Regions from separate parts of the Mus musculus genome. Here regions 1, 3, 4 and 5 are each linked to region 2. Evidence: chromatin loops called from intact Hi-C (ENCODE). Cell type or tissue: left cerebral cortex. All regions are shown on one strand. Links, peaks and the distances in the headings refer to the core of each region. The heading gives the core; the rest is flanking DNA.

The links. A loop is a pair of places that touch in the nucleus more often than their neighbours do. Peaks named below come from ENCODE experiments on the same cell type or tissue, not always from the same donor. Only the 100,000 strongest peaks of a DNase experiment are listed, where the experiment ranks them.
Region 1: a loop joins it to region 2, with 5 times the contacts of the local background. A loop is called at or near these places in 9 of 42 quality-filtered maps.
Region 3: a loop joins it to region 2, with 6 times the contacts of the local background. A loop is called at or near these places in 2 of 42 quality-filtered maps.
Region 4: a loop joins it to region 2, with 2.7 times the contacts of the local background. A loop is called at or near these places in 2 of 42 quality-filtered maps.
Region 5: it touches region 2 in a loop (6-fold over the local background); 2 of 42 quality-filtered maps call a loop at or near these places.

What each region holds. Positions count from the first base shown.
Region 1 is chr2:136,594,619-136,600,976 of GRCm38, reverse strand. The region is part of intron 2 of Gm32659 (a long non-coding RNA gene); the gene reads left to right. Among named protein-coding and RNA genes, the nearest start is that of Ankef1, 65 kb to the right of the region's middle. In left cerebral cortex, for the core only: a CTCF peak has its summit at 4,300 (motif pointing right); DNase peaks (open chromatin) are centred at 2,029, 2,847, 4,049 and 4,307; H3K27ac peaks cover 1,153 bases.
Region 2 is chr2:136,708,813-136,715,170 of GRCm38, reverse strand. Snap25 (synaptosomal-associated protein 25) reads right to left here and starts at 1,721. Exons shown (of 8, transcript NM_011428.3): 1 at 1,571-1,721. It overlaps Gm32659 (a long non-coding RNA gene), which reads left to right and starts at 833. Exons shown (of 3, transcript XR_375013.3): 1 at 833-1,298. In left cerebral cortex, for the core only: no CTCF peak of the experiment used is centred there; DNase peaks (open chromatin) are centred at 2,544, 2,888, 3,261, 3,832 and 2 more places; H3K4me3 peaks cover 2,487 bases; H3K27ac peaks cover 3,186 bases.
Region 3 is chr2:136,799,082-136,805,439 of GRCm38, reverse strand. It overlaps Gm39943 (a long non-coding RNA gene), which reads left to right and starts at 368. Exons shown (of 6, transcript XR_866770.2): 1 at 368-494; 2 at 875-923; 3 at 1,303-1,449; 4 at 2,015-2,208. It overlaps Gm46767 (a long non-coding RNA gene), which reads left to right. Exons shown (of 3, transcript XR_001783485.2): 3 at 143-232. In left cerebral cortex, for the core only: no CTCF peak of the experiment used is centred there; DNase peaks (open chromatin) are centred at 1,475, 2,125 and 3,128; H3K27ac peaks cover 3,736 bases.
Region 4 is chr2:136,612,743-136,619,100 of GRCm38, reverse strand. All of the region lies in intron 2 of Gm32659 (a long non-coding RNA gene), which reads left to right. Among named protein-coding and RNA genes, the nearest start is that of Ankef1, 84 kb to the right of the region's middle. In left cerebral cortex, for the core only: no CTCF peak of the experiment used is centred there; DNase peaks (open chromatin) are centred at 1,707 and 2,677.
Region 5 is chr2:136,525,708-136,532,065 of GRCm38, reverse strand. It overlaps Gm32659 (a long non-coding RNA gene), which reads left to right. Exons shown (of 3, transcript XR_375013.3): 3 at 1-4,306. Among named protein-coding and RNA genes, the nearest start is that of Ankef1, 3.4 kb to the left of the region's middle. In left cerebral cortex, for the core only: no CTCF peak of the experiment used is centred there; DNase peaks (open chromatin) are centred at 1,892 and 2,922; H3K27ac peaks cover 170 bases.

The DNA of each region.
Region 1 (6,358 bases), core at 505-5,504, 110 kb after region 2:
GAGCCTGAAATGGTAGGTCATTAGTGTCTCCAGAGAGCAGCCTTAAGCCACTGTCTGGAAGTGAATTGCTGGAGCAATGTTGCAGCTCCCTTCCTGGATTGGGTAATATTAATAGCAAAGCCTCGGTCTCACACCAGCTGTTGGAAGATCCCTGTAGACGGTAAGATCAAATTGTTTAAACACGGAGCTAACTTGCCTGTCCTGTCCTCTGCCTGCTTTCTTTCTGCATCTCAGTTTCTCCTCTCCTGTCAGTCTTTCTTTCATTTTGTTTCAAGCAAGTAGGCAGAATCCTGTGTTTTCACCCTTTTATCTCAGAGTCGCCTGAACCATGAAAACTGTTCTCTGGCAAACTGCAAACATGGCCATAACTTACCAGTTGTGTGCATTCAAGTTGTCTGTCCTCACACTCCTCCATTGCTGGTGGGATTGCAAGCTTGTACAACCACTCTGGAAATCAGTCTGGTGGTTCCTCAGAAAATTGGACATAGTACTACCGGAAGATCCAGCAATACCTCTCCTGGGCATATATCCAGAAGATGCTCCAACTGGTAAGAAGGACACATGCTCCACTATGTACATAGCAGCCTTATTTATAATAGCCAGAAGCTGGAAAGAACCCAGATGCCCCTCAACAGAGGAATGGTTACAGAAAATGTGGTACATTTACATAATGGAGTACTACTCAGCTATTAAAAATAATGAATTTATGAAATTCTTGGGCAAATGGATGGATCTGGAGGATATCATCCTGAGTGAGGTAACCCAATCACAAAATAATTCACTTGATATGCACTCACTGATAAGTGGATATTAGCCCAGAAACTTAGAATACCCAAGATACAATTTGAAAAACACAAGAAAATCAAAAAGAAGGAAGACCAACACGTGAATACATCATTCTTCCTTAGAATAGGGAAGAAAATACCCATGTAAGGAGTTACAGAGACAAAGTTTGGAGCTGAGACAAAAGGATGGACCATCCAGAGACTACCCTACCAGGGGATTCATAATCAGCCACCAAACTCAGACACTATTGCACATGCCAGCAAGATTTTGCTGAAAGGACCCTGATATAGCTCTCTCTTGTGAGGCTATGCCAGTGCCTGGCAAATGCAGAAGTGGATGCTCATGGTCATCTATTGGATGGAACATAGGGCCCCCAATGGAGAAGCTAGAGAAAGCACCAAAGGAGCTGAAGGGGTCTGCAACCCTATAGGCGGAACAACAATATGAACTAACCAGTACCTCCAGAACTTGTGTCTCTAGCTTCATATGTAGCAGAAGATGGCCTAGTGGGCCATCATTGGGAAGAGAGGCCCCTTGGTCTTACTAACTTTATATGCCCCAATACAGGGGAATGCCAGGGCCAAGAAGTGGGAGTTGGTGGGTAGGGGAGCAGGGCAGGGGGAGGGTATAGGGGACTTTCAGGATAGCATTTGAAATGTTAATGAAGAAAATATCTAATAAAAATTGAAAAAAAAGTTGTGTGTCCTCCCAAGCAGAGGTGGCTTGACTTGGGTTTGCATTGGCTAATGAACATGGCCCAGATGACAACCCAGTAGATTAGAGTTTAGGGAGAGACCTTGCACACATTTCTCCTGTTCCTCAAAGATTTGTGATGGATAATTGTCTTTTAAAGCACTGGGTTATTTGCCATACAGTAGAAATTGACTAAACTCTATCCTAAATCTATAGTTCGTTCATGCTTATTCTCTTCCATGTAAACAATTGTTTTCCCTGAATATAATAATCTTGTCAGGCACAGAAAGGTTCCATGACCTCCTCTGAGGTGCCAGGAGAGCCAGGGTGCCAGCTTTGGCAGTGTTTTGGTTTATTCCTGTGTTCAGGGCCTCTGGGCCGAGTCACCTGTCTAGGCTACTGGATAGTCATTGTGCTGTTTCTCCTCCATAGGCCCAGCACAGCTGCTGTTTTTTTCCAAAGCCCTGTTTTCCCAGAGCTGTTAGGTAGGAGGCCTGTACGTACGTTCTCGTAGACTGTGCTGGTGACATATGTGTCTGTTAGGGACTCTTAGCACAAAGCTGGCCTGAGATGGAGAGCTCACCAAGAATACTGCAGATGCTGCAGCCAGAGAATATGTGGAGCTTTCAAGTCAGCAGAATGCAGAGTAAACAGCCCAGCTCAGAGCGAGGCAACATGTCAGTCCTGGTTTTGCTTCTTGGCTGATTCCACGGCCCTGGGAGAGATCCTTGGCCTATATTTCTGTATCTTGGTTTCTGATATCCCTTTAATTCCCTCATGCCAGGATTCAAGGGTTAAAGAGAGCTTCATACAAATGAAAAGCTCTATAAAAAACCACAAGTGTAAGTGTGTAATTAAAGCAAATTCTGACAGATTAGAGCAATGATTCTGCTTGCTGTAGCTAGCTCTGCAGCGCCATACCCCCAGGAACTGGCTAGATGTGCACCCGTGCCAGCCCCACTCAACCACCCTGAATGTGAACTTCAGGTGGGGCCCTCTTGCCTATGTTTCAAGGAGATTTGGCACAGATTTAGAGTCTAGGTTTGCTGATTTAAAGCCGTATCAGTCTTTTCTGAAAAACATGACACCCTTATTTATGTAAACGAAGTGCCTCTAGTGTTCGATAATTTTCCTCAAAATGAATGGAACAAGAAAAATAAAAGAGAAAGCAACTATAAATAATGTGCTAATGAGGAAGCAAGCCAACCTCATGTCTCTGTGGAAGCTAAGCAAAGAGGTACTTTGAATCAGTAGACAGAACTAAGACCCCAGCTGCATGCATTATGGTGACTGTCAGGGCTGGGGTCCTCGATATCTTACTGTTAGCCTGAAGAATTTCTGCAAGGAATGCTGTCTTCCTCTCTCATCTTGTCATGCTGGCATTCCCTAGGCTGACCTCTTACTCTTCCACCACATGCAGACTCAGGCCCCTCTCCATGCTACAGAGGGACTTACATCAGAAGGGTAGTTTTATAGCACATGATTCAGCCACTGCCAGGCAATGTTTGTCACATCTTATTCAGTGCACAGCAGAGCTAAATTCACCCCCTGAGCACTAGTGTATCTGATGGACATACACATAGTTCAGGCCACTTGGAATTGGATGTGGCTTATACCATGGGAGCTGGCTAAAGAAGCCACAATCAACATTCCTCTCAGTTCTCCTGGCCCAAAACCTCCATTAAGAAATTTAGGTTGTCTGAGAGCACAAGATGCTCTGGGGATAGGCCTCATCCAGGGAGTTAGGACTGGCTAATTGGGAGTGATTCCAGATGCTGCAAAGTCCACTATTGTGCTTTGAGCAGGAAGGCTCCAGGTTGCACACGCAAGGCAGAGACTCTTGGACATAGTATTTCAAGCAAGATTGCTTTGAGACATTCTGGATAGGCATACACTTTACCCACTGCCCAGGAGGCATGGTCACATGAATCTTTGAGTCAGGGGCCTGAAACCCAAAGCTTAGTGGGATAAGATGCAGGTCTGGCAAAAGTGTGGGTTTGAAGACGAGTTATTTGCTTATTTTGTTGTGTGATCTTGATAAATGCGTGCTAATGCCCTCATTTGTGCAACGAAAAAGATACTGCTTGTAAACTAAAAGATACTAATGCCCAGTAAAGTACCATTGCCTATATTTCCTCTTGTGAGCCCAGGGGATAGCAGATGTCATCAGATATGGAAATGGAGGCCTTTCCTCTTCTTCTGCTTCCTCCTGGCCAATGGCCTAATTGTCTGGTTGGGAAGAAAGCCAGGTGAGTATGATGGGCTTCTTTATAGCTCCCAGGGGTCAGATGAAGGTGATACAACCACAATGCTGGCTAATTATATTAGGAAAGCTTCCCATGGGACTGTGGAAATCGATTCACGAAAGGGCTGACAGCACCAGTTTCAGGCTGCACTCTGAGCTCGCCTACTTACCAAAGCCATAAGACATAGTAATAGCTCATGGTCCTGTCACTGACCAGGTTGCCTCCGAAGACTGGAGTCAAAAGAAAGTTATCATGGCCCCCAGGCCTGTACACCTGCCTCATCTGCAGACTCAAACCAGTTAGAGGCTTTGTGCATTTCTGGGATGAGAAGGCATTTAGACCTTGAAGACAAAAGCAGACATGCTCTTCCAAGCTCCTTAAAACACAAAGCAACTGGATGATAGCAAAGCGGCCAGGTGAATTTCTTGATCTGAGAATCCAAGTAGCCCTAAATTAGCTTTCTATATTTAGGGAGAAGCAAAAGAATGATTTGTTTATTTTCCTTTTAAAATCCAAGAGCTGGTTGAAATTTTAATAGGCTAGGAAGAACTAGCGTTCCAGAGAGAGTGAGCCCAAGATAGCCACTAGAGGGCCTCAGCGTCCCAGCAAATCTGCTCCCAGTTTGGAGGCTCAAATATTTGGTTGAATCTGATGTTTAGGGGGGACTGACTCCCATTCCTGGAACCACTTGCAGTGGGCTCTTAGCACCACACAAGAAAGAAGGAAGCCTTTCTGTTAGTAGAGTTAGATAATCAGTTGATCAATTTATTCACTGGTAACCTATCTTTGCAGGCAATAAAAATGTCCTATCATTGGGGTAAAAGCTAAGGTGAGGATGTGGGTCAATTGTGAAAGTCTAACTGAATAGAAACCTAGTTGGAGCACATACTGGTAGGGTCGAGGCTTCAGAGATATGGGCTGAAGCATCCCTTTAATTTCTCCATGCTGCCCTGCAAACAAACCCAGAGAGTATCATTTACATAAGAAGAGAGAAACCATGCTGCTTGAGGAAAATGAATGTAACTGGAGGGAATCAAGGCAGTTTCAAGAAGACACATGCTGTGCGTGTTTCTCATTTTATACAGATATATGAAATCTTACAGCGTGAGAGTAGATGAAAATCTAAGTGACCAAAAGGAACTCATCAGATAGAGGGTAGAGAAAGTGGAAAGCAGAGGTACATGAGGGGAGTATGCTAACATAACTATGTATAGTTTGCAACTATATATAGTTTAGTCATTGTCTAAAACTTGCATTCACCTTGGATTTAGCAAGAGTAGAACCTCATGGGACGATCACTCCCCAGATGATAGCAATTACCCACTATGCTAGAGGCATGAATAATTCTCTTCTGAAAATCAACTGTCCTCTAAAACAATAAGGACTTCTTCAGCTATTCTTGCAGAGCCCAAACTGAGATACTGGACAACCAGATAAGTTCTTGACCAGGACTGCTTAATTGTTTATAATTCTGATCGCTCTGTTTAATTCTTCATTTATTCAAGCCCAAGGTTCATGTCAGGACCCCTTGCCTACTGCTCGAGCCATTGTTGGTGGCCACCTTTGAACTCCTGTGTCTTCTTACAGGCCTTAATCCAATACAGTTCCCCACTCCCACCCCCTGCAACACACACACTATTATTTTAGGACACTTGATTTAAGGCTTGACAAAACGATGGCTACATCCTTTTGTACAAAGAGCTGCAGCCCTGGTTTCCTAATCTAACCAATCAGATGCTCTTGTTAGCTCTCATGTATCTTTTGGATATTAGGTTGAAGTTCACATCTTGAAGGCAGCCCACTTCCTTGTATCCAAATCTCCAGCTAAAGAATCTCATAGAATCATGAGTCTCTGCTCTTTTGTCTTGCTGAAAGATGGCATTTTTGTTGGTTTTCTTTTATTACTAAGTTCCCTCAAGGAACACTGGAACTATTCTTGATTTTGTCTAGAGCCTAGGGCAGTACCTGACACACAATGGAACCTTATAAACATTAATTACATGATGGTTGGTTGATTGGTTGGCTGACCTCAGATGTTACCAGGGTTGTCTGGGGGGGTGGTGAGGAGAGAAGAGTTAAAGGCATTATTCTGGAAGTTGATATCTTTGATCACAGCCCAGACAAGATCTAACAACTGAAGTTCACATGGGCTAAAGTAACAAATCATTTTAAGGCCATTAGTAGAAAGGAATAACTTTTTCCTCAAAGATATTATGAAAAAATTATATAAGCAATATATGTTCATGGGGAAGGATCTATAAAGTTTTCTTTTTTTAGATTTATTTATTTATATGAGTATACTGTATCTGTCATCAGACATGCCAGAAGAGGACATCAGATCGCATTACAGATGGTTGTGAGCCACCAGGTCGTTGCTGGGAATTGAACTCAGGGCCTCTGGAAGAACAGTCAGTACTCTTAATCTCTGAGGCATCTCTCCAGTCCCTATAAAAATTTAAAAATGAAAAGAAAACAGAAAAATAAGTACATGTGTAATGCTTGGGAGCTTTAAGCTATTTTCTTTCTGATATTGGCCCAGTGCATGCATGTGTATGCAGAAACCCTCCTAAAAATAGTCAGGTTCAGATCTTACCTTTTATAAGAACGCTTAGCTTTGGATGCTAAATGATATT
Region 2 (6,358 bases), core at 790-5,789:
GAGTCTCTAAGCCTCAGAGAAGAAAATAGTTATCATGACCTCAGCAAAATCCTGCAGTGCCATAATAGAAATTGCAGTGAATCTTGGGGGTCAGATTCCTGCTTCAGCCGATTCATAACCCTGAAGGACATGTTTAACTTCTCCCAAGGATGACCATTCTTAACGTCAACATCTACAGCAATCAATCTGCCATATCCAATGTTAATATGAAATGCACTAACTCCAAAACCACAGCCAAAGATATTGAAATTTTTCTTTTGGCTGTGTATGCTTGTTTCTACCTAGTTTTAAGAATAAAGGAAAAGTGACAAAGGGATTTATTCCAGAAACTAGTTCAGATAACCCATATTAAAAAAAAACACAGGGAAGGAACTGTCCTATAAATAGATAGTACTAGCATCATCTTATAAGCCCACTGGAGCCCACCTAATATCAACGGATATATCTACCCTGTGTTAAATACAAAAAATTACAGTATATATGTCGTAATGGAGGATAAGTGACCGTTTTTAAAAGTATGGTTTTGTTTTGTTTTGTTGTTTTGTTTTTGTCTAAACCAAGGCACAGGAAGAAATACAGAAGGCTTCTACAAGTAGTCTGCTTTTTCTTGAAGCTACGTGGGAAGTGAGGAAGAGAGCAGGCAATTGTCTGTAAATAAATCCCTGCTGACAGGATTTATTCTTCTGTCTTTCTTTTAATCTACTATGCGAGCTCTATTAAGACTTTCTATAAGACCTGGATCTCAGAGAGAAAATTTGGCCTCTAGTCCCAGCCAGGCATCTCTGCAGCAGGTAATGCGGCGCTGCAGCCGGATCGCTGTCCGCGGTGCTGAAAGGTCAGGGCGCCGACGCGGGCGCCGAGCACTCCTGTCCAGGGTGCTGAGCTCCCGCCATCGCACCCCCACTAGTCTAGCCCACCGCACCAAACCTCCAGAGCTCTCCCACTTTGCAGCACATGCTCGCCTGTAGCTGACTTGGGGCAGGCGGCATAAATCAAGTCTGTGGGGCATGGAGGCTGCTGCCGCTGCCGCTGCCGCAGCTCAGCTTGCCCAGGGAGGGAACTGCCCCCCTTCTCCTTTCGCCTCCCCAGCGCCCACACCCTGCCTTCTCATCTCCCTTGGGTAGCAGTGCCCTAAACACTACAGTCATAATCATAGGGTTGGAACGAACTACAAGATCGTGTTTTGCTTTTAAATTTTAGACTACAGGTAGAAAAAAAACCCCACAATCCTAATAACCTAAACATATCTCAAAACTGCATCGCAAGATGGAAGAGGGTCCCACGGCTGCTTCAAAAGAGTAAGTTATTATTCTGTACACATCCTCGCTATTTCTTCCCACCACTCCATCTGTAGTGTCCCCATTCACTCCTTCTCCAAACAGCTCACCTCGAAAATACTTTTATGCAGCCCCAGGCGAGAGTCTAGGTAGATATGCACACAGGGAATACCGCACCCTAAGTGCACCAATACTTGTATTTACCCAGGCTCACTTGGGCTGCCAGCTGCAGTCCCTTCTGTGTATGCAGCCATACAGGGCTAGGACCTGGATCGGGGGAGGGGGCTCTTTACCTTGTCTTCTCCGGAGGATGCTGTCCGCTGATCCCTGCAGGTAGCAAGAGTGGAGGAGCCGCCGGGTAGGGAGGGAAGGAAAGACAGCTCCAGACCTCCCCGAGGTTTCTTCTTCAATGCAACGTGAGCTCTGCCCTCATCAAAGATGGCCGTTCCTTTGACGTCAGCAGCTTTTAATAGCCGGCTCCTCGAGGGGCGGGGAGGAAGTGTGATGGGGGAGGGCGGAGGGAGGAAGGTGGCTGGGGGCGGTAGGGGAGGAGCCGGGAGGTGCGGAGCGCTTGACTCAGCTCCCTGAGCGCTTTGCAGCAACCCTTTTTATTTCAATCTTTTATAAACACCCAAATGGAGCGATTCTTTTGACTCCATTTTAGCACCGTCTTGGGAAATACATATTTCTTGCGACTGTTTTCCTGATGGCCTATGCGTTTGCTTACGTGTGCATGCATATGTGAATATATGTATGTAAATACGTGTGTTTGGAATGTATATACAATTATAATAATGTAAACATATACATATTTATATGTAAAACGTTCCCCTGATGATTTGTCTTTGGTTGAGTCACAGACACGAGAGGAAGGTAAAGGAATAGAAGGGTAATGATGTGAGGGATTGGCATAGATTTCTGTTGTGATTTATTTTCTCCAGAGAAGAGGGTCCGAAGAGGCATTCCCCTCAGCTCTCGCTCTCACCAGCTCCTTTCGTGACCAGGTTACTCACATTGCTATTTTTATGAAAATTATTGTATTAAAGCAGCATTGCAGGTTTAGAGTTCTCATTTAATCATGGCCAGTTTGGGAAAGGCTCACACTTTCTTTTAAAGTACGTCAGAGCAATTATCACCGAGATAACACCTGAGTTGGGGAAAGGGAGAGGGAAGCTAGTTAGCCCTATTAGCTTGGGTTTGCAGGGCTAGGGCTTTGAGTTGCGAGTTGTTTGCCCGGGGCTTATAGATGACTCTGTGGCGGGTTGAATTTGCAGTCTGGGCCTAGAGCGGTATTCGGGTTTCTTAGAACGTGTCCAGACATCCGGGGGTGGGGGTGGGGGGAAGGTGGCTAGGACAGTACTGAAATCTGGAGGGTCACTCATTGCACAAGCACTTTCAGTGGCCGACCCTCTGAACCTCTGGGTCTGGTATGAGCAAGAATGTCTACTTCTGCTGGTTCAGATGAAAGATTAGAAGTAATAACCACACAATATAATCCTGTCTTTGCTTGTCGTGCGTCAGGAGCAGTCAGGAGCTGGGTAGGGCAGGCGGCGATATGCAAATAGTTCGGTGGTGCAGCCTCTAGATGATTCACAGGTGTTGGGGAGGTTGTCCGGGTTCTAGGCAGGGAGGGAGAGCTGGGGAGCGCGTGGGAGGTGGGGGACCTCGTCTCAGGAACTGTTTGTACTTTTCCGCGGAGGATGCGATTAGAAGTCGTGCCTCGCAATCTTAAAACTTGATGGCCTCTTGGGCGATGGAAAATCCTTTTCTCTTAGAAACACACACGCGCACACACACACACACACACACACACACACACACACACACACACACTTAAAACTGGATCTGAAAAGCAACGCGTAAACGCCCCCCGCCCCGGTCTCGATAACACACACACACACACACACACACACACACACACACACACACACCACGCTTGCTGGTTTTAAAGGCAAGCTTAGGTAATAAAGCTTTTAATTGTAGGCGAAGACAGACGGGGAGCTGAGGGAGGAGGGGGTTGGGTGGATGTACATAGGAGAGGAGCAGAATTTCCTTTTTCTAACAGATACCAAGATCCAAAGGATATTTTGAAATCTTAATGTTTGCGATGATGATGGTGTTTGGGTTTTGATTAAAACCGGATTCCTGAAATATTGCTGCTGCAATTTGCTTACTGAGTTATTCAACATTTAAATTTTTGTACGACAGAAAAAAATATGCTTGGCCCTCACTAGGCTGCCATTCCAGCTCATATTTTCATTATAATAAAGCTCGCAGGAATAGGCTTAAGAATGTAATATTTTTCAGTTATGATATGACTTGGGAAAAAAAAGGCAGCATGCAGAGTTGGCAGAGACAGACAAACTACCCTACAAGAAGGAGAAAGAAAATATGTATAGGGCCCTCCAACTAGAAATCATTCAGGCAGAAAGTTTGTGAAAGAATGGGGGCAGGGGATTTCCCCCCCCCCCCTTTTTTTTTTAAGTACGTCATTGAGGGAGCCTCATTCTGCAGGCAAAAGTGATGTGGCAAGCACCGGAGAGAAGAGCTTGGTGTTCTGAATCTTTAGCTGAAGATTCCTCACACTGACAACTTCAGAAATTACAGAGAGGAAGACAGAGTCGCACTGACTCATGGAGCCACAGAAAATACCAACAGCCCCTCTGAAAGAGGTGACAGCATTATTCATATCTGTATGCTCCTTCACAAAATGATGATAAGAGGTTCTCTATGCTTGGGAATCACTAAGATCTAATCTAAGATACCCTGGAAATGTAAAAGCTTTTCCTGTGTAGCAAGATAGTCCCTAATATACTTTGAATATCGTATTGTTTCTATTGTTTCATTAAAATAAAGCAGAACAAACAAAAACTCCCGTGGTGATGATTGACAGTCCCCGGCCAGCAGATTTATGTTATTCTGGGTTTACAATGACTTGGCCCATACAGAGAAGCAAGGTGAAGACAATTTTGCCCCGAAATGATTTAGCTGTGTCTGAGTCCCCTCTACAAAGATCCAGTATGTGTAGTTCCTGATGCCAAGGAACTCACTGCTGTGATTAATGGGTATGTATGGTATGCTAATGCAGTCTCTGAAAGCTCTTTGGTATACCATGCCCCCAAGCATTCTAATTTGCAATGGTTATTCTTGGAATACAAAGTTCAAGATTCATAGCCAAGTGGGAGGCTAAGGCAAGGGCTTCATTGTGAGTTCAAGGCCAGCCTGGGCTATACAGTAAGTTTGAAGCTAGCCTGGGCTTTATAGTAAGACCTTGTTCCAAAATGCCAAAATGTAAATGAATAAATACATGGATAAATATAAATTCAGAAAACAAGAGAAAAAAAAAACCTCCAAAGATTGTTAGTTGGCTTGACAATTACAATTTCATAAAAGTATGTTTTTGTTATTTGTGTTGTTTGACAATTTCATGCATTCATATATTGTATTCTGATTATTCTCTCTTCCACCTTCTCATCATCTTTGTAATTCCCTCTTCTTCCATATTCCTACCACTCTCTTTCTTGGCTCACAACTATGGGTTTTGTTTTGGGGCCCATTTAGTTTCCCTGGGGACTATCTGTGTAATCACTGAATTGGAAGTGTTCAGTGGAGCCTGATAAGGTCATCGGTGAGTACACAACTGAAGGAGATGGATGCTCTCTCCATTCCCTGAGCCTGAGGGTAGCAAACAGTGCAGAAGTGAGTGACAGGGCTCCGGATCCCTCCTCCATCCATACCTGACAGTTCACAGGCTCATTTCGTTTGCAGACATAGTGCATGTGTCAATAGCTGTTGCGAGCTGATGATTCTGATGGCTCTTTCTTGCTCCATAGATGGTATTTTATAACCCTTCATATCTTCTGGCTTTTCTAGTCCTTCTATTCCCACTTCCCCAGTGTTCTCTGAGCCTTAGAGGGGATGGTAAAAGTATATTCTTTAGGGCTGAACACTCATTTGCCATTTATTCCCATAATAGTAATGAGTATCTGCATTCCCTGTCATGTACTAAAAGGTGAGGCTTTCCTAAACAAGGATGCCAATGATGTTTGTCTTAACATATTTAGAAGTTATTTTTTACTGTATCAGTTTTGCAAAATACTGTATGAATTTTCAAAAGTCACCTCTGAAGTAGTTTAGAAGTACCCAGCTTGTAAATGCTTGTTAACATTCTCCTTTGGGATATACCCGGCACCCTCAAATAATCCAAAATCTTTGAAGGACACAAGACTTGGGAAAAAGAGCACATCTTTAATAGATGAGCCACTTTACTTCCTTGGCTTCCTTTCCACATGACTTGTTTACGCTGTTCTCTAGGTATGTTTTTGTAGCTGTCCCCAATCCCTAACCAGTACCCACACACAATTGCTCTTGGAAGGATGAAATGTTCTAGGTCTAAATTTCAAAGCTACCATTGTTCCACAAAGCCATGAAACAGGGACATCGCTTGTGAGAGATCCAGGAACATGAGTTGTTTCTGATTTACTATGTCAAGAAAAAAAAAAAAAAAAGACTATCCACCTATAGTTTTCAGTAATACTTTGTTCTTTACTAAGTGTTCTGTAATGGATGATGATTGCCCACAACTGAGGGCTGGGTGTTCCCACACTCCCCTTCTTTAATTTATCAAAATCATAGCCTTGATTTTCCTAGTTAGTATACAAAGTATGGGTCTCACTATATCACATTCATCTATATGTGTAATTATTCTTTGTTTTCAACCAATCCCTCTCTTCATTATGTTCTCCCATGATCTTCCCCTGACACCCCCATCTGCTTAATTTTCTTCCTCTACTTAGTTTCACTTTCTGTTTTCCTATTACATGTGCTTCATTACTTTTTCTATTACCTGCTCCACCTCCCTTAAGAGTTCTTCCTCTCCTCTCATGATTCCCTCTCTAGAGTCCTCTTTCTTTCTCTCTATTCAACACACACACACACACACACACACACACACACACACACACACACCTTTAAAATAAGAGTCCGCAGAAGAGAAAAACTTGTAGTATTAGTCTTTTCATAAGTTGCAGGCTAGGCTCTTTTTATACATGAATCATGCATTCTAAAGTATCTCCAATGCT
Region 3 (6,358 bases), core at 738-5,737, 90 kb before region 2:
ATTGTTCCCTTCTAAAGGAAATGCAGGGACAAAAATGGAGCAGAAACTAAAGGAAAAGCCATGCAGAGACCACCTCAACTTGGGATCCCATGAGTAGGTACCAAACCTTGACACTATTGCTGATGCCATGTTGTGTTTGCAGACAGCAGCCTGGCATGGTTGTCTTCTGAGAAGCTCTACCAGCACCTGACTAAGACAGATGTGGATGCTCGCAGCCAACCACTGAACTGAGCCCGGGGAACCCCAATGGAAGAGTTAGGGGAAGGACTAAAGGAGCTGAGGGGATTGCAACCCCATGTGAAGAACAACAGTATCAACTAACCAGACCCTTCAGAGCTCTTAGGGACTAAACCACCAACCAAAGAGCATACATGGGCTAGTCTGAGACCTCTGCTACATATGTAGCAGAGGACTGCCTTGTCTGGCCTCAGTGAGAGGAGATGCATTTGGTCCTGTGGCGGCTTGATGCCTCAGAGAAGGGGCATGCTAGACAGGTGAGGTGGGAGTGGATGGGTGGGTGGGGGAGCACCTTCTTTAGAGGCAAAGGGGAGGAGGGTTGAGGTAGAGGGTTTGTGGAGGGTGGACTGGGAAGTTGGACAACATTTCAAATGTAAATGAATAAAATAATTAATAAGAAAAATCAATTAATAAAAGATATATTTTTAAAATTTATGACTTCACTTACAGCTCGCTCCCTTGGAACACCCTCACTCCCTGCATTTCAGTGTCTTAGTTAGAGCTTCATGTATATTGAAGATCCAGGAAAAAACTCCCTAACAACGATCTAAAAACAGTTGCTCTTTTCCTTTAAATTTTTCTCTCCTTTTTTTCCTTTGTGTTATATCACTTTGTAATGCTGATTCTCAACCTTTAGAAAACAACAAAGTCACCTGAGGAAATTATACCAATCAAACAACAAGCAGGTAAGCACAGAGTTCTGGCTCCTGAGAGCTGCTGCTGTTTCAGATGCCTAAGTTCCCAGGCGATGCTAATGCTGTTGCTCTGGTGAGCATAGTTAAAACTACTTTTTAGTAACTTGGATTTTATTCTCTCTCCATTGTGAACTTCTCACATTAGAATGAAAGAAGTTTTCTTTAGTCTTTGTATGCCCTGAAGTTTCAGCAGACTATATATTTAGCAACTATTATTAAAATTGAATAGTGCAGAGGACCTAAGTGTTGCTTTTGATTTGGCACTGACCCTTTGGATTCTTGGTTTTCATTAACTATAAATAATATAGCTAAGTAAGACGCTGAGGGTGGGGCCAATTTTTCTAAGCTTTTGCTGTAATTCTTGGTCTAGGGATGTGAGCTTGTGGTATGTGCTTTGAGGAATGTACCAAAGACAATGATGTGAGCTGAATCCAGGGGAAGCAGTTGAAAGACTCCCCTAAAGGAACAAAATGACAAAGGTTCAACACTTGAGAAATTAAGTAAGAAAGTTGCCATGGTAAGATAACGAGAGATCTCAAATCTGTAATTGTACTTGGAGAGAGGCATGTTCGTGCTCTCCAGGAGTATTCTTGTTCCCTCTTACTCTCAATGCTTCAAAGGCAAGTCACTCTGATTTCAAGTCGTGCCTCTAATTGCTGTTATTATTATACTTAGAATGTTCTCAGAGCCAAAGTAGTTTGTAGGAAAGAAAATTAATTCCAGGTCTTTCTAGCGTGGAAATACAAGCATTTCAGAGCATCCTGATGAATTCATGCTTTCTGACTATATGACTGTAAGGTGTTCCCCTTCTATCTGTCTACTTACGAATCTGTTCAGTATATTTTCCTCTGATGTGTGAGACGGTATTTTGTATATGGAAACTGTTTTTTAGAGAATTTTTCTCAATTCATAAGAAAATTGAGAATAAATCAGCTAGACCAAATGGAACCTTTGCTCCTAGCTGTTGGTGGTTCATGTCATACTTCCCATAAAGAGAACACTGAAGAAATTAAGAAAGGGTTATGGAGATGATCACACGGAGAGGTATATGTCAAACATGTTTTTCCTTTTTTTATTTTAAGGAGGAATTCAGTTCTACCCAGATGGAACATTTGGGAACTCGCAGCTTGGCATTGCCACGTCCTATCGGCAAGAGTAGTGGTGCAGATGGTACCTTTCCATCTCTGTGATGCGCCAGCACAGGCAGGGCGTCCAGCTGTCTGCACCACCCCCACATCAGCTCCAAGATTACATAGAGGAAGAACACACCGCTTGAGTTAAGTGGGAGACCCTTAGGAAATTTTATTCCTTAAGGCTCAGACATTACTAACATTGTAAAGTTTCTTCTTGAAGGAAGCAGATGGGATTGCCTGACCATGACTTTTATCTGCTGTTTTTTGAGTAAGTAGTCTCAAGGCTTTCGGCACCGTCCTAGAGACAGGCCACAGTGATGGAAAGAAGCAGGCAACATCTGCAGACCTTCTGCTAAAGGCTCTGCTTGTTAAAACATCCTGTCCCTTGCTGTTTATCTTTTTAGAAATTATGGAGATGCTTATCCCTTGTCCCAAATGAGATTAAATTTTACATTGATATCATCAAGGGTCCAAAATTTATATCTTGGTACAGTAAAGAAATCTAAAACCTCAGAGTGAAAAGATTGCCCCTAAATCTGCTACAGTGGCTGAATGGTTTATACAGGATATTAATAGCCATTCTGCTTCTCTAAGAAATCCTATAGTACTCTGAAGGGAGTGCTCCCCAGGTTATGGTGTAATTAGTTACTTGGAAGTACCTATAATTGCATTTTAGGAGAATTAACATAGAATGAAATCATTTATTGTCTATCTCTTGCTGTCATAAAACTAATTTCATCACAACAAAACAAAACTAGCCAGAGAGCAGAGGATCTCATTTTGCATACCTCTAGACTCTAAGCCATTTGTACTGTCCAGCATTTAAATACTTATCAATTCTTGGCTTCCTTAACTGACAGTGATAGACACGTATTTGCAACATTCTTAACCATGTGGGTCCCTGCTGTATCTTGGTCCTGTCTCTGGCTGTCACTGAGAAGCTTTCAACCTTTGGAAAAGCCTGTCCTTTTGTCCTTTGGTCCATCTCATGTAGTTTACCATGTGATGTCAGCAGACAGTTCTACTGGAGACGAGGAAAGAATCTCGTTCATTGCCCCCGTGATGGATATGCCTGCTGTTGATATGAGCAAGATCCAGGCTTTCCTGTCTGAGAACAGGAGACACTTATAGCACTGCTGAGTCACATCCCATACATTTCTGGCTAACTCAAATAACTATACCTGGCTCCCAGGTCAACACTTAGCATTTTAATCCATGATCAATTGTTGAAGATCTCTCAGTTAAGCACTAGTTTTTCTATTTCTCCTATTTCTATTTCTATATTCTTATGTGGGCCCTTGAAAACAATATTTTTTAAACATTATTAGAGAAAAGAAGGAATCAATACCTCTACAACTTCTAAGCAAACAGTAGTAGGAACAGAATGCTTTAATTAAAGGGCTATAGACCCAATAGAACATCAAAAGGCTATAGACTTAGTTGACAGTCTATAGATATAAGCTTACCTTTAAGATTGCATAGCATTTCATTTTTTCATTTTTGGATTAATCATTCATAAAGTTAGTGTGAACTAGCCCTGGCGTTGTTTCCATTTTATTGATGAAGAAACAGAGGCTGAAGGAGATAAATGGTTTATTCAAGTTAGCAAGTGCTGGACTAGGTTTCAGAGTCTCTGCTGAGGCCTAACCTTGTACTCTTATAGCATGTAAACAAGTCAGAGCTGTGTGTGTGTGTGTGTGTGTGTGTGTGTGTGTGTGTGTTTTCATAAGTATATGAATGTTTGGTTCCTGTTGCAATTGCATTTTTTTTGCCTGTAATTTCATGTCAGCCAATCTACCTTTCAATGAGTTGTAGGAGATGATTTGTATGAATGTTCCTCAAATACTCATGTCCTAAGAATAATCCTAAGATCTTGTTAAAACTCAGGTTGCTGACCCCAGCCAAGACAGTCTCACTTAGTAAGTCTGGAGCACACATGGAATTTAGCATCTCTAGTTCTCAGAGGACAAGATGCTACCAGTCTGTGAAACATGCTTGGAGTATGTACAGTGCTTTGTAAACTCTAGAGCCCACATAAACTTAGAAACATGTGAGCTGTCAGCCTGTGTTGAAATTCTACTGAATGCTAGCAATAGTGAGATGCATTTTGGAAAGAAAAGCAACACCATGTGGGATATGGGCAAATAAATGCTGTGCTTAGTAGAGACATGAGACTTTTTGGTGTCTAATCACTAGAGAGGAGTCTTGTTGCTAAAATTCTCTTCCCCCCTACTAGTATACATAGAATTAACTTTCTCTTAGAACTCATAGATTCTGTGTTCAAGCATAAGCTTGCTGTCCTGTCTCTTAGCTAAGACTGTTCCAAGTGCTGTATGACCGGAAGTGGTCTTACGTCAGGTTCCCTACAGTAGAGTCTAAGATCTAAAGTAGGAACTGGTGCAAGGAGTTTCTGTAGGTAGTGTTCTCAGACATCTTAATAGGGAGGAAGGTTAGGGCAGGAACAGAACAAGCTATGGTCTTGGCCGTGGCTGTGCCAGATTCCATGGGGAGCTACAGATTATGAGTGGAACTAAGAATTCTTCTACTTGTTATCCTGATACCAGTCAGTCGTTAATGGCAGCAGTCTGCCTTGGGCCAGGACAGGGCATCATCTCCAGAGTGATGTGACTTTCTTAGCCCTGCCTACCATGAGGGCATTGTCAACTACAGGAGACTTCTGCTATGACATGCTTCTCATTTTTCACTTAATTTCTTAGTCTATGGGAAAAAGCAGCCTTATATCATCTTCTTCTTCTCCTTCTTTCCCATCTCCCTAAGACTGTCTTATACACAGTTTCTAGGTACTATGTATATGCTTGCTAGGCCCTTTAGGGCCTTAACCTTTCTTTTCAAAAACCCACAGCATTCTCATTTAGTGATCAAGTCTGACCTTGTGGATTCTTGGAGAGCCTTTGGCTCTCTCCCTCTGTAACTACATATCTATAGTTTACCTGTGACTATATAAGGAAAACTTCCATAAAAGATTTAGTGGTTTTCCTTAGTTTGGAGATCTCTACCCTACTTTATTTAAATATAGGATAATTCCCAGGAAAGAAACTCTGACCACCTCACTGTCACTTAAAACCTTTATGGATGCTTTCCTGAGCAAGTCCATTAAAAAAAAAAATCCTGAGCTATCTATAATGTCTTTCATGCCCTGATATCTGCTTACCTCACATCTCATATCTTCTTAAGCTTGGAGATACTGAAATGCCCACACCTTGGGACATTTTACGTACTAGGTCTCAGACAGAGGTGTAGAAGGGGCTGCTGAAGACACCAGATCTAATCACAGGAAAGTGTTACTGTCATAGGAAAAGAGGGTCTTTGAAGATGTGTCTACCAAACGATCTTCAGATAAAAAGATTATCTGGGATATTTTGTGGACTCTAAATGTGATCACATTGTGTGATCAGAAAAGTCTTCATAATTTAGAGACAGGGGGAATTTGATACACAGATAGATCATGTGAACAGGTAGGTAGGCTTAGAGTAATGTAGCCACAGCCATAGGATTCTAACAGCTTTCAAATGTCAGAAGAAGCTTAGAGGGGAACTTCCTTCAAGAATTTGGTTTTGCCAATACCTGGACTTCAGACTTCCAGGCTCTAGAACCAGAAAGAATGCATTTGTGTGACCTTAAGGCACCTGGTTAGTAATGCATCCCATAGTAGTAGGAAAATCACACAGTTGTGCTTTCTGGCACAGTTGCCCTGTTCCCAGGACTCCATCAAGATGACTCCTATGTCTGCAGCTTACATGGCACTTCTTACAGGAAGCTTCTCAGATTTCTTCTCCTTCCACTTCTAGGTTGCAGTTTAAGCAGAGAGCTGACATTTATCTTCCTTCAGTCCTCGGACAAAGTGCTCTGTTATTGGCAAAGATGTGTTTATTGTACATTCTTTTATATATGATCATTTTTAGATCAGTCTCTTTTTAAAATTTTAAGTCCCTGGGGACCTTCTTCATTTTTCAATTCCCTGGGTTTGCCACAGTGCCAGGTATAAATGGCCACTAAGAGAGTATTTCCTGCCCTGAAATGGACACTGATGCTGCTGACTGGTGACTAATGTGGCTCACAAGGCTTCAGGCCCCACGTCCCTGTGGGTGAGTCAGGTGAGTGCAGGCTTTCCTCTGCCCATCACTCTTTTGCTTTAGCTCTGCAGCTTCTGGAGGCCTGAGGCCTGGGGTGATCCCTTTGGCTTCTCATCTGCAGAACCAGTGTTTATTTCCACTCTGGCTCTTTTTATATTCTCCTCCTTTTTCGGATCTCCTTTTCCTGCCTCCCAAACAG
Region 4 (6,358 bases), core at 648-5,647, 96 kb after region 2:
TTTAATGAACTATAATAGGATGTCAGAGACAAACAGACCTACATCTTTCCATCCAAAAGAATTTTCATTGGATGGAATGTGAATTAGAACTAATGTTTAATAATGCCACAATGCAGAGATTGCTTATTGTCAGTCTCACAGCAATTATGTATTAGGTACCATTCTTTGACAGGAGAAATTTGATGCAAGAGATCTTAAATCTCTTGCTTCTTTGGATCATTCAGCAATGAAGCAGTTTTCACAAATAGGACCCAAAACTGTCACCCTCATAGGATAGTTAACCTTTGTGCCATAAAATGTGGTTTGAAACACCATACCCTAAATGAGCAAGCAGGAGTGACAATGGGGAGCATATTTTTCTCAGGCCCTCTGCATGGCTTCCTTTGAATACTTTTTAGTTTATGATAAGATTGGTTAGAGAGTTTTATTGGGGTTGTTACAATAAGGGGTTTAACATCAGATGATATGAGCCTTGGAATAAGGAAACAACAGAAAGAGATGGTAGAGGTTTTGCCAAGAGATTGTTGGAGGTAGCAGCAAGTAGTTGGATCAAATGTCTGCCTTCCAGGCTGTCAAAGTTGGTAGAACAGGTTCATTGCTCACTTTTGCCGTAGCTCCCTAAGGCATAGTGGTACAAAGGAGCTGAAAGATGTGGAGAAGTGTTGTGTACACAGACAGGCTGGGAAAAGAGATTAAAATGGAAGCTTCATTGAGCCCTGGGGACTAGCAGTGCCCTGAGGTTTGTGGGCACATACCCAGATGCTACTCAAGCAGGGAGTTTTATCCCCATGGAATAAACCAGCTGCTGTTTTATTTCCTTGTTGACTTTTGTGCTGCACCTGGGGAGTCTTGGTAACTGTCAACAAAGATTTAGAAGACTAATAAAGGGCTAGGCGCCCATGTGGTTGATCCTGCCTGTATGTAAAGATAAAGTATCTGGGGTTGGATAGCTTGAGTGAGGGACTCCAGCAGAGTCCAGAATCAGGGGGTGGGATTAGCAAAAAAGGGAATTTGAATGCTGATTTTCTCCCCCACCTCATACTCTGTGTTTAGAACCCGGGGTTTTGATGGTAGTAGATATTTGAGTGAGTCTTCATTTCTGAAGGCTGATGGAGGACCTCAAAGGGACCTAAGTTGATGCCTAGATCACAATTCCTACATTTCCCCCATCCAAACCTATAGCAATGATTAACTGATAGAGTCAAAGTGACACCTCCTTTGCCTTGAGGTGTGCACCACAGGGGTGACATTGTGATTAATGATTTATACTGTCGTGTCTTTTCTGGATGAGACCAAGTTTAGATTTTCCCTGGGCACACATATTCACATGACTCTTGCCCTACACTTCCTATTTTTCCTCCCCTTCTCCCTCTATTAAATGTGCTTTAAGTTCCCTTTCTCAATAAATCATGTGTTTCAGATTTTCCCTGTCTTGGGCTCTAATTCTGGGAAATATGTTTCAGCTGACAGAGGGAAGGCATGATTTCGAAGCCTAAGAAATTTGAATTCAGGGAAGAATCCTCGTCTCTGTCTTTGGGGAAAATGGCAGGTTTGGGAGGCTGGGAATATGTTGAGTATCAGGTATTATCTGCAGGGGAAATAAGCAGGCTAAGGATAGGCATTAGTGCCTTAAGCTCTCATCTAATCAGGGCAGAGGTGGAGAAGAACAAGGTTCTCCAGCGCTAGAACCAGGGCCAGCAAATCTAGTTCAGAAAGGATTGTGATTTTTTTTTCTACCTAGGAGGTCTGAGCTCATGTCTGACTCACCTGATCTTTCATCTGTTTGTGGTAAGGCTTACGCAGTTATTAGTCATGAGAGTCTAAGGATGTTAATCTTCAGAGTAGAACTTTGATTTTTTTCTTTTTTTTTTCCTGCAAAATAGCATGCAGCATGCACTGAAGAAATTGCAAGTATTTTACTATATGATTATCCTTGTAAATCACAGTAGGCAATGGGATTTTTTTCCCTTATTTAGGTTGGCCTTCAATTTCTATATAAAACCCAACAAAGAAGGATACAAGCTAAAGGCTAAAAATTGGATAAATTATGGGAAAGAGGGGTGGATGGGTGATATTACACACACATATGCATATGATAAATCATTAGAGTGTGGTGGTGCAAGCCCATAAACTTGAAGTTAGCTCAACTATCTAATGTTTACAGAATAAAATCCCACTATAGAAAAACAAGCAAAAAGGTAATAAGAAAAATGCCCCAAACCAATTGGGAAATCTAAGCAGTTGCTTGCATGATGACCTATGGCCCAGAGAAAGTTTTCTTTGCATGTTAGGTGCCAAGATGGGATGGAAGACTGTCTTGATAGAGGGTGAAAAAGGATAAAAGTGGAGGAGGGGCAAGGAGGAGAAGGAGGAAAAGTAGAGGAGGAACAGGAAGAAAAGGAAGAGGAGGGGGAGAAAGAATGAAAGAGAAATAGCACCTTAAAGAACTGTAAACTAAGAATTTTCTGGAGTTGCCTAATGTTGATCTCAATAAGTTTCTGCTGAGGACAGAAAGCTGTGCTGTTCAGTTAAAATTTTACCCAAAGTCTACTTCTGTAGTAGGTTTATTTCTACCTTGCTTGCAGACATTCTATACATACAATTTCCAGTGCCCAGTAAAATTGGAAGTCTCCAAAGATAGAATAGAAAAAACATCTCAGCCACCAAACTATGTTTTCCCTAGCTCCATGTCCTACTTTCTTTGTTCTTTTAAATTCATGTTAGTGTGGTCCAGATGCTCCTGTGTGACAAAAGCTTTTCCTAGGGAGATGCTGCACGTCTACTCACTGCAGACTGAAGTATGGATGCCATCAAAGTTCATCTTGGTGAATGACAACTTTTATTTGGGTTATTTATAGGAGTATGGGTAAGAGGTTAATTACAGGATCAGAAGACTAAAAAACAGTTACACCACCAAAGCCCACCCTAGCACGGGTAACAGCAAATAAATGCTTGGAAACCCGGAACATATTGCTCCACCTGTAGGCAGCTCAATAGGTTGTAGAATGTCCTTTTCAAGTGACTCTGACCTAAAATTCTTCCAGGCAGGTCAGTTGATTTCTGCTTCTCTCGCTGGCAGCTGGTCTGGCCTGAGTCTTTTTTGTAACTCAGCCATGTTCTTTTGCGAAGAACTCTCTGCTTTTATAGCTTACTCTGGCAAAAAGGGGCAACCAATGAGTCTGGTCAGTTTCAGGAACTTCCTGAAGCCATTTTGAGCTGATGGAGGAAGGAGCTCCTTGTTGGAGGAGCATCCTGAAGGATGGAATGTTTCTGTCTCAGAGGAAACTTACATAACAGATACAAATCTCTCAAGTTAAGAGCTCAGGTATAGCTGGAGCTATTGAGAATATATTCTTGGGAGAAATTAGGCATAGAGCACAGAAAAATAAATCCCCAGCAGAATTTCAACCTCAGCCAGGTGTCCAGGCAAACTTGGAAGTGAAGATTACAGGTAAAGAATCTGACATTTCATTTTTCCCACACCGCCCAGTCCACAAACAAAGACCACTTGAGCACTCTTCCAGACTGTGTGGATTTCTGAAACTGATTTTAATATATATCTAGTTTGTCCTGTTGCTTGTGGCAAGACTGACCATCATTTCCAAGCTCCTTTGACTAACCCCATGTAAAAGAATGTAGTAGAATGATTCCCTAAGTAAGGGTGAGAGAGATGAAAGGAGGACAGGGTTCTTGTTTCTTTAAGCCATACCCGTGCCACCTCACTTCCTACTATAGGCACTATCTACTAAAAGTTTAACATCATCTCTCAGTAGTGTCATAGACTCATGACCACACCCTTAGGATATGGAGTTTGAAGAACAGTTCAGTTCCAAATCACAATAAAGATATAAAGGGTAAGAACTTTGAACACCCCAGGGGATCAAGAGTGCTTCTTCAAATAGAATCAAAGATGGATAATTAGCAGCAAGATACACAAAGACATGGAAAAGCTTATTGAAAAGGCAACTGGGACCCACAAAATGTGAACATGATGATAATATAGACATGTCTCATTAGCACTACCCCATGGGCCTAAAAATGCCTGGCCATGTCTACAAATGCAAAACCTCTCCTTTCTAGCTTATTGTAAGATGGTATAGGCATGGGGGTTAGTCATAGGAGCTGGAAATTTTCATCCTGTATCTGACTCAGACAAACTTTGTGACCCTGGGTAAAATCAGTGTACATCTTTGCAACCTGTTTTTAGCTATAAATAGCTTTAATGTTTGTGTGCTTTTAGACTAGAAATGGATGTTTTCTTCTGACTACATTGGCTTTTCATGTAGATATTTTCAAACCTTGAATGGGATGGTAGACTTTTCAATTTTATCTCATAATTTTGTAAGGTTTTCTTTATATTTCAAGTCAGAGTGTTAGCCATTCAAATAAAGGACTGTTCTTTTCATTACTACATAAAGTTTCTTTTTATGTTGTTTGGCTTGAATTCAATGTCATTGAATATTTAAATTATCATGTTAATATAGGGGATTTTTGGAAGGGAAACTAGGAAAGGGGATAACATTTGAAATGTAAATAAAGAAAATATCTTAAAAAAAGACTAACTTTCATTTTCCATTTCCTTAGTTTCAACCTTTTTGAGTCATATTTTAGGTACAGCCATTGGAAAACGTATTAGTATGTTGAAAAATCTAGGCTGGTAATCTTCCTAGAGGAATGGTCAAAACTTTTATATTTATTTTGATTATTCTTTTATTTGGGTTTATTTTATGTTACATGTTTTCATTTTCTTTATTTAGCTCCCTCCTCCTCCTCTTCCTCCTCCCTTTACTCTTCTTCCTCCTCTTCCTTTTGTCTTCCTGTCTGGAAGTTTCAAATTTTAATGTTTTCCTAAGCATACAAATTCTTAAAATTGATTTAATATATTTGGCTTCCTCCCAAGTAACTCAAAATCACACTACCCTATATAAGTCACAGGACACTTCCTTTATCTGTATACTTAAATTGATACCAATATATTTGAATTCTATTTTCTTATGGAAGAAGATAGAATAGCTAACAGTAAATCAAATTTATCAATAGTCAGCAGTAAATAAATAGCCAGCAATAAATCAAGCTCATTTGTCCATTATCTCAATTCTGGATGAATGATTTTAATTTCTTCTTGCTATTTAACTATTGCTCTTAGGATATTTTTTTTCTGTCAGACTCTTTTCATTTAATGAAGTTCTGTCCGAATTACTATTGTGTTGCTTCCTTTAATTCATTTCAGTGTATTCATTCTGTCACTATGCCCAACCTCCTTTCTCGATCTGTTTTAGTATTTTTTACTGAATAGTGTCTCTGGCTAGCTGTGTGTCAATGATTCTTATTATCTACCTTTATGTCTACCAATATTTAATTTATTCTTCCACTCCTTTGGAAGAACATTAGTACAAAAACAGGTTTTATATGGGTATCTTAGCTTTCCCAATCTGAATTTATACTGGAGTTTCCCAGGTTAATCTACTAGCAGCTAAGACTCAGTCCAGGGTGAGAGATTTCTTTCTTTCTTTAGATTCCATGCTCTCTGATCTGGTTTTAAGTAAATAACTGTTAAGTCTTCAGCCAGGGTATATGAGTACCCTGTAATGGCTAAGAGAACTTCAGTTGTGCTTTGGTGTCAACAATGAGTGAGTCTCTTCCTTCTCCTGCATACATGAAGTTTTCTTACCCTAGAAGAACCTGACAATTTGCATTTGCTTCGGTTTCTGGAACTGACTCCACCAACTAGTCTTGCGCGCGCTCGACTGGCCAGGAAGAACGACGCTGCAACAGGATCCTTCTGCACACGTTTATTGGGAGAGCTTGATTGTAGAGGCGAAAAGACCCCGAGCCCAGAACTGGTGCTGCTTTTATAGGCCTAGGAGAGGCGTGTCTCACACCCGGATTGGTTATGCACTAAGCCTCATTTGCATGTTCCTCATCTGATTGGCTACTCTCTCTCAGTACCTTACAGAACCTCATTATCATACCTCATTTGCATGTCTCACATCTGATTGGTTATACTCTCAGTACCTTACAGAACCTCATTATCATACCTCATTTGCATGTCTCACATCTGATTGGTTATACTCTCAGTACCTTACAGAACCTCATTATCATGCCTGGGCCAGGCAGTGTCTTTGCAAAAAACTTTACTGCATATGTACACATTGGTTGTTTGTCCAATCTTATGCGTGGTGACCAGCAGTAGTCAGTGCCACTCAGCAACGGCACATGTGGCTTCCCACAAACTAGTCCCAGTTGATATTTGGTATCACATCCTTGTACTTCTTAAGAGCATTTTAATTTCTACTTTTGGATGAAATGTTGTTTTAAATCCTTCCCTTTAGGTATCATATTTTATATTTGATAGCTA
Region 5 (6,358 bases), core at 795-5,794, 180 kb after region 2:
ACAACAGGACTCAGTTCTTTCATTCTGTTCGCCAGCCACCTTCTACCCTCAATCAAAGCATAAATAGAAAAAGGTAGAGCTGCATATGGTAAATAGTAACAATCAAATACACAACAGTTTACTGAGTAAAATTAAGTGGAAGTGAAAAATGCAGTAAATTGTACGAAGAGAAATGAGTTTTGAGTATTCATCCCTAAAATAATTTATTAAATAAGTGAAAATAAATATCGAAATAATTTTATTTAAGAGCCATCCCCCCTATCCTTCTGGAGGCAAATTTTGAAAATTTGAAACATGTATGAGGGTTTTCCAAAAGGCATCTAAGTCGCCATGTGCAGGATGGTTCAGCAGCCCTCAGTCCCTTTCGCATCAGTAGAAAGACAGGGACATAATTTCAGTATCTTGTGTTGAGTGTTTTATTTGGAATCTGAATATTCTTCAATTACACCCCTCCCTTCCCTTCTTCCTTTCTCTTGTGTGGTTCAGGTGACTTTCAGGCACATTTTTATGTCTTTAAATTCTCCACAAGGTCCACAAGATGGGGGTGGTCCATTAGAGAAATGGGTGAGGCTACTCTTGACAGAGGAGTGTAGCCGAGGGCAGTCTATTGTGATGGCTCCTCCTCTGCATCATTTTCACCCACTGGCTGCATACTTGGACAGGTTAAGGCCAAGCATCCCCTGGAAGAGGAATTACAAAGGTCTATGAGTTGCCATATGGGTGCTAGGAACCAAACCCACGGGTCCTCTGCAAGAACATCAGGTACTCTTAGCTGTTCACTCCTAATCCCAGCCCAAACATTCATGGTTAGAACTTGGGAGGCAGAGGCAGGCAGATTTCTGAGTTCGAGGTCAGCCTGGTCTACAAAGTGAGTTCCAGGACAGCCAGGGCTACACAAAGAAACCCTGTCGAGAGAGAGAGAGAGAGAGAGAGAGAGAGAGAGAGAGAGAGAGAGAGAGAGAGAGAGAGAAGAAATAAATAACGAGAAAGTTTCTAATTAAAAGCTCCCTGACACTCTACTTATTAACACAGAGATGTTTTAAAATATTTTAAGGACTATTTCACACAAAGATACTAAAGGATATATAGACAGTATAATAGTGTGAAGACACAATGTGCATGTGACTAAAGAAAAAGAAAGCTGGAAAAACCTCTTAGAAGAAAGGACTCGAGAAAGGGGTAGAGAAAGAAAGAAAAGAAGATAAAGGCCGAGTTTTACCGCTGGACCCGGTGTATTTCTTCCTGATACTGTACCCTTTCTTCCTGTCCTCTGTCTGAATTTTTTATTTAATGTTCTCTAGGATCCAGAAATGTGTTTCTTCTGGTGAATGGTTCCCTAAATAATGTGCATTTATGATAGAATATAAATTTTATTAAAATGGAGAAAGTAGTTGGTTGTAGCAACTCATGTCTAGGATTCCTACACACTTGAGGCTGTAGGCAGGAGTCTAGGTCTTATAGTAAGTTTGAGGCTAGCCTGAATTTAATGAGACCCTTATCTCAACAACAACAACAATACCACCATTACCACCCCCTACTCCACCCCCACCACACACAGACACACAGAGACACACACACACACACTTGGTGCTTTGACAATGGCACACTATCCCACTGTATTCCTATTTTGTGCTCTGTTTAAATCAACACTACTATTGGTGGATAATCAAGGTATTTTCAATATTGGACATTAAAGCAAAGCTTCTGGACCATGTTTGTGCATAACATTTAGAAAATAAGCTGAAGAATTTCTCAAGGATATTTTGTTATCTGGGAAATTCCTGGGTCATAGGCTGCACACAATAGTAAGATGATAACTTGTTCTCCTTATCTTGGTGACACAGCTGATATCAGTGGTAGCCAGGTTTAATTCTGAAATGCAGGAAGTTCTGAATCTGGTACATTTTAGAGGAAACATTTAGAAGAAGCAAGGGAACAGAATGGTAATTACATCAGAACTACTGACTGGAGGCTGACAGAATGTAACACTTAGCTTCTACCAACATAAGTGTGAATACAAATCAGAGCACTGGCTAAATTGTCCATTAACCTACCTTGTTTTGTCTTTATCTGATGTTAAGTAATATTTTATCCTCAAATTAAAACTATCCAACCTGATTGAAAATAAGCAGCTATTATTGATCTTCAACATATCCCCAAACATTTGATTAATAAAATTGATTCTATTAAATTATTTCACATGTGTTTATAAAACTTGTCCCTTAATCTCCATGAGTAAACTGCATTTGCTACCAAAAGCTTTAAAGTTTTCTTTGTTGGCCTGGAAAGCAAACTTTAAGTAGTGGATGCATAGCCTATTATTTAATTCAAATTAGAAGATTATTGGTAACTCAAAAGTCATGCCAGTGGGTAATGCATGGTTAATTGGAAATAAAATTTCTAAAGTTTCTAAAATTTCTGAGTTTTAAGTATGTTGACATAGGATCAAGGTAAAGTTGTCAAAGGTTTCTTACTGCTGCTGTCTTCTTGTCACGATTCTTTACAAAATTATTTATCTCGTCTAAAACCCACCGTTGCTTTAATGTTTCCCCTGTTACAGGATGTACTATTTTATTATGGGAAAGGAACAAGGACTTAAAACACTGTTTATTGTATAAAAAACAATCACATAACAACAGATACTGGGTATCTTTTCAAATGATAAATAGAAACATGTCCTATCATTTTGACGTGAGGGATGAATCGGTGGACAACATAAAGCACTATTTAACACTTCCACTGGCCGCTTACCTTGACTCTTACATCGCAGCAGTTCTGAGCCATGTCTTGACTGAGGGTTGAAGAATGATTCCTTTAGAATATGAACAATTTGTGCATAATTATATTCAGATAAGTACCTACTCGTTCTCCGGCTTAGAGAAAAGCTATTCTAGGATCTCATGGGGAAGAAATATCTCTGAAGCTCGTGCTGAGCACATTTTCACAGTTTGAGTCTCGATTCTTCTGAATAGTCTCATTTATTCCTAAGACTTTTCTTTTTTGCATTCTGAAATAGATCAAGTGGGATTACTTATGACTTAAAGACAGACAGAATAACTAGGGAATAATTCGGTCTGCATTTCTAATGATATGCTCTTAATCACCATGTCCAGTTCATGCATCTATTTGACATCTTTATGCATGAAAAAGATCATTGCCAGTAACTCATAACGGTTTGTGCAAGTTTTCAAGCTGACTGACATATGACTGATACAGTTTCTTCCATAGTTCTTGTAGCTTCTCAGATGGTGTGGTTGTGTCTTCTACCTTCTTAATCATGGGTGAAGCTTTCCTCTTTAATCAGACCCACAAAGGCTGTTCTGCTCTATTATAGATCTTTACAAAGAAGGAACTTTTATTATATATCCTCTCTAATGTATTTTGTTATTTTTAATTTCATTGAATTCAACTACGTTTCTTTATTATCTCAATAAAATCATCCATTTTATATGCTTTACAAAAAAAACAAATTTGGGGGCTAGAAACTTTTATCTCTGAGGAATTTTATTAATATAGGTCCTAAAGGCTATATATGTCTTTCCTTGAACAGGGTTTCATCCATGTCTCCTGGTCTTAGTATTACGTAGTCTTTTAATTGCTTCATGCTGAATGGTTATGCTACTTGTGGTGTTCTCCTTGATGCCAAGATGAAGTGTGTTGCTTAATTTTCAATTAACTAAACTGTTGATCATTTTGAAATAATTTACATTTGATAAATGTTCTAGTTAAGGTTTCCATTGTCGTAAGAGATACCATGATCAAGGCAACTCTTATAAAGGACATTAAATTGGGACTGGCTTACTGGTTCTGAGGTTTAGTCCATCCTGGCAGGAAGCGTGGTGGCATCCAGGCAGGCATGGCGCTGGAGGAGCTGAGTGTTCTACATATTGTTGCAAAAACAAACAGGAGAAAACTGTCTCCCAATGGCTAGGAGGAGGGTCTCAAAGCCCACCTCCACAGTAACACACTTCCTCTAAGAAGGCCACACCTACTCTAACAAGTCCACACCTCCTAACAGTGTCACCCTCTGGGCCAAGCATATTCAAACTACCATAATAAATAATCAGATAGTGGGACTATTTACTGATTTTAAGAAATAATTCATAAAACATATTTAAAATTACATTATCTGGGAAATGAAATGAATATATTTAATCAACTTTATTTTATTATTCTATTGTCCCCTATACTTGATTTCTTTTTAAATTGGTTCAGTTCATAATATATTAAGTCTTCTGAAATAAGAATTCTCAATAATGTTTTTCTTTTATATCTCTTCTAAAATAAAAATACTCAATTATGCTTTTCTTGTATTGCTAGTGATTTTTACTTTACCTGCTGCTGTTTCTAGACACCCCTGAGTCCTGACTTTGGTCTATCACTGCTATGTAAGTAGCATATCTTCTATCCTGGGTAGAGTCATGGTGATGGGTTTTGGTATTCAAGTCTGGCTATTCCAGCAACATTTCTGATTGTCCATATAAATGTGAGAAAAAGATGGGAATTTTGTGTTGCTGTAAAAATAGTGATAATATTGAGGTAATTTGAATTGTTTATACTATCTTCTACCTCTCCATTGAGAAACACGCAGTTCAAGTAGCTTGCACACCCAATATATCTTGTTTCCAATATGTTGTAGAGGATAGAACAGTGGGACATCAGAGATGAGGTCCTAAAAGTCACCATAGCTTCTAACCCTTGGAATATTTGATCTGAGGACAGTGAGGAACTGAAGCTTCCAGTCAACAGCCATGGCTTGACATCTAGGAAGTAGATCCTTCAGCGGTAGTCTTGCTGGCTGTCCTATGTCTGCCATCTGGAGGTCACCATCTTTAATCTCAGCAGGAGAAACTTAAAGCCAGCTCAACTTTCAGAGAAGATGAAGCCACGGAAATCAGGAAATGGTTTTTGCTTTTTTAAGCTATGAAGTTTGGGTGATGACTTTGGAGGAACAAATGACAACATACTCTGTTCCCAGGAGTATGATGAAAAATTGATTATAGACATGTATGGGAGGGGCTTGGCTGGGGTTTTTGTTTTTGTTTTTTGTTTTGTTTTGTTTGTTTGTTTGTTTGGTTGGTTGGTTTTGCTATGTGGTTCAACTATTTAAACTGAAAACTTCTTTGCTTTAAAACAATAAATAAATCAGTATTCCAGATATTCAAATATTCAAAATGTCTAGACTGGCCTAAACCTTACAAATTTCAAACAAGCCCCATGACTTAGCCTCCAATCTTAAGTGAGATTACAAGCACGTGTCATCATGTCCAACTGTATCTTCTTCTTTTCATTTTAGGCCATTAATAGTTCTGTCTGAGTCATTTGCTTGTGATGAAAGTTGTGTCTCCAAAATTTGCCTCAGCTGGATACTTGAAAGTTAGATTCTCTAGAATTTTGCAATCTGTGAATATGTTTATTTTACCCTGATATGTATTGTAGTTATGATTTGAATTCCTGGTATGAAGATTTTTTTTCTGAGAACCAGAAATGTTTCCTGCTACCCTCAAACACCATCCATTTCCTTCCAGTGAATGGGCGTTGTACTCTTATTGAACATTTGATGAAGTCTCCTTTGTATTTTATATGTGAAGGATTGCTTCTTCTTCTTTAAAATTTGAAACATTTTCATTTCATTATTTAAGTTTTTGGAAAATAACCAAGATATATTTAGATTGGCACTTTATTAATTTTGCCTAGAGACCAAGAGCCTCTTTCAGACTTGGTTTTTAGCTGAGAATACATTTGATTTTAATCATATCTTTAAATTTTTATTTTAATTAGTTTCTGTGAGCACTGACAGCTCAAAAACGGGCCAAATGGCACTTTGAAGTGCTTATTAATTATTTGGAGATCTTAGCTAACATGTAGATTTTTATTCTGAGGACCTGGGAGGCCAGGTCCTGGCAACAGGGTAGGGCAGAGCACCCAGTTTCCAAAAAGGTATCTGTGCATACAGTTACAAGTGATGCTGGAGATGTCAAGTTTGACTTTCTCAAGACCATCCCACAGTCCAGCTGATCAAGGAGAGACTCTGAAGATTTGTTATGAAATGTGTGATTTCTTACTCTCCCATTCCAAACTGCAGGAATTATAAATAGGGTATGTGGCTGGAGAGGGGAGAGTGGAGATGGCTGAGATTGTTACAGTTTAGCTCTTGAACTCTACCTAAATATAATAGGCTATATCAGGAGACCAGAGGTCTGCACAAGCAACTCCAAATGAGAAGCAGTTACCATCTCTGTGTAATGTGTTCCAGAACACAGAGATGGTGACTGCATCTCATGTAGAGATTTCCAAAGACAAGAGGCTCCATGCAAGTTCTAAACCAACAAACACTATGAGTAAGCAATGCCAGACA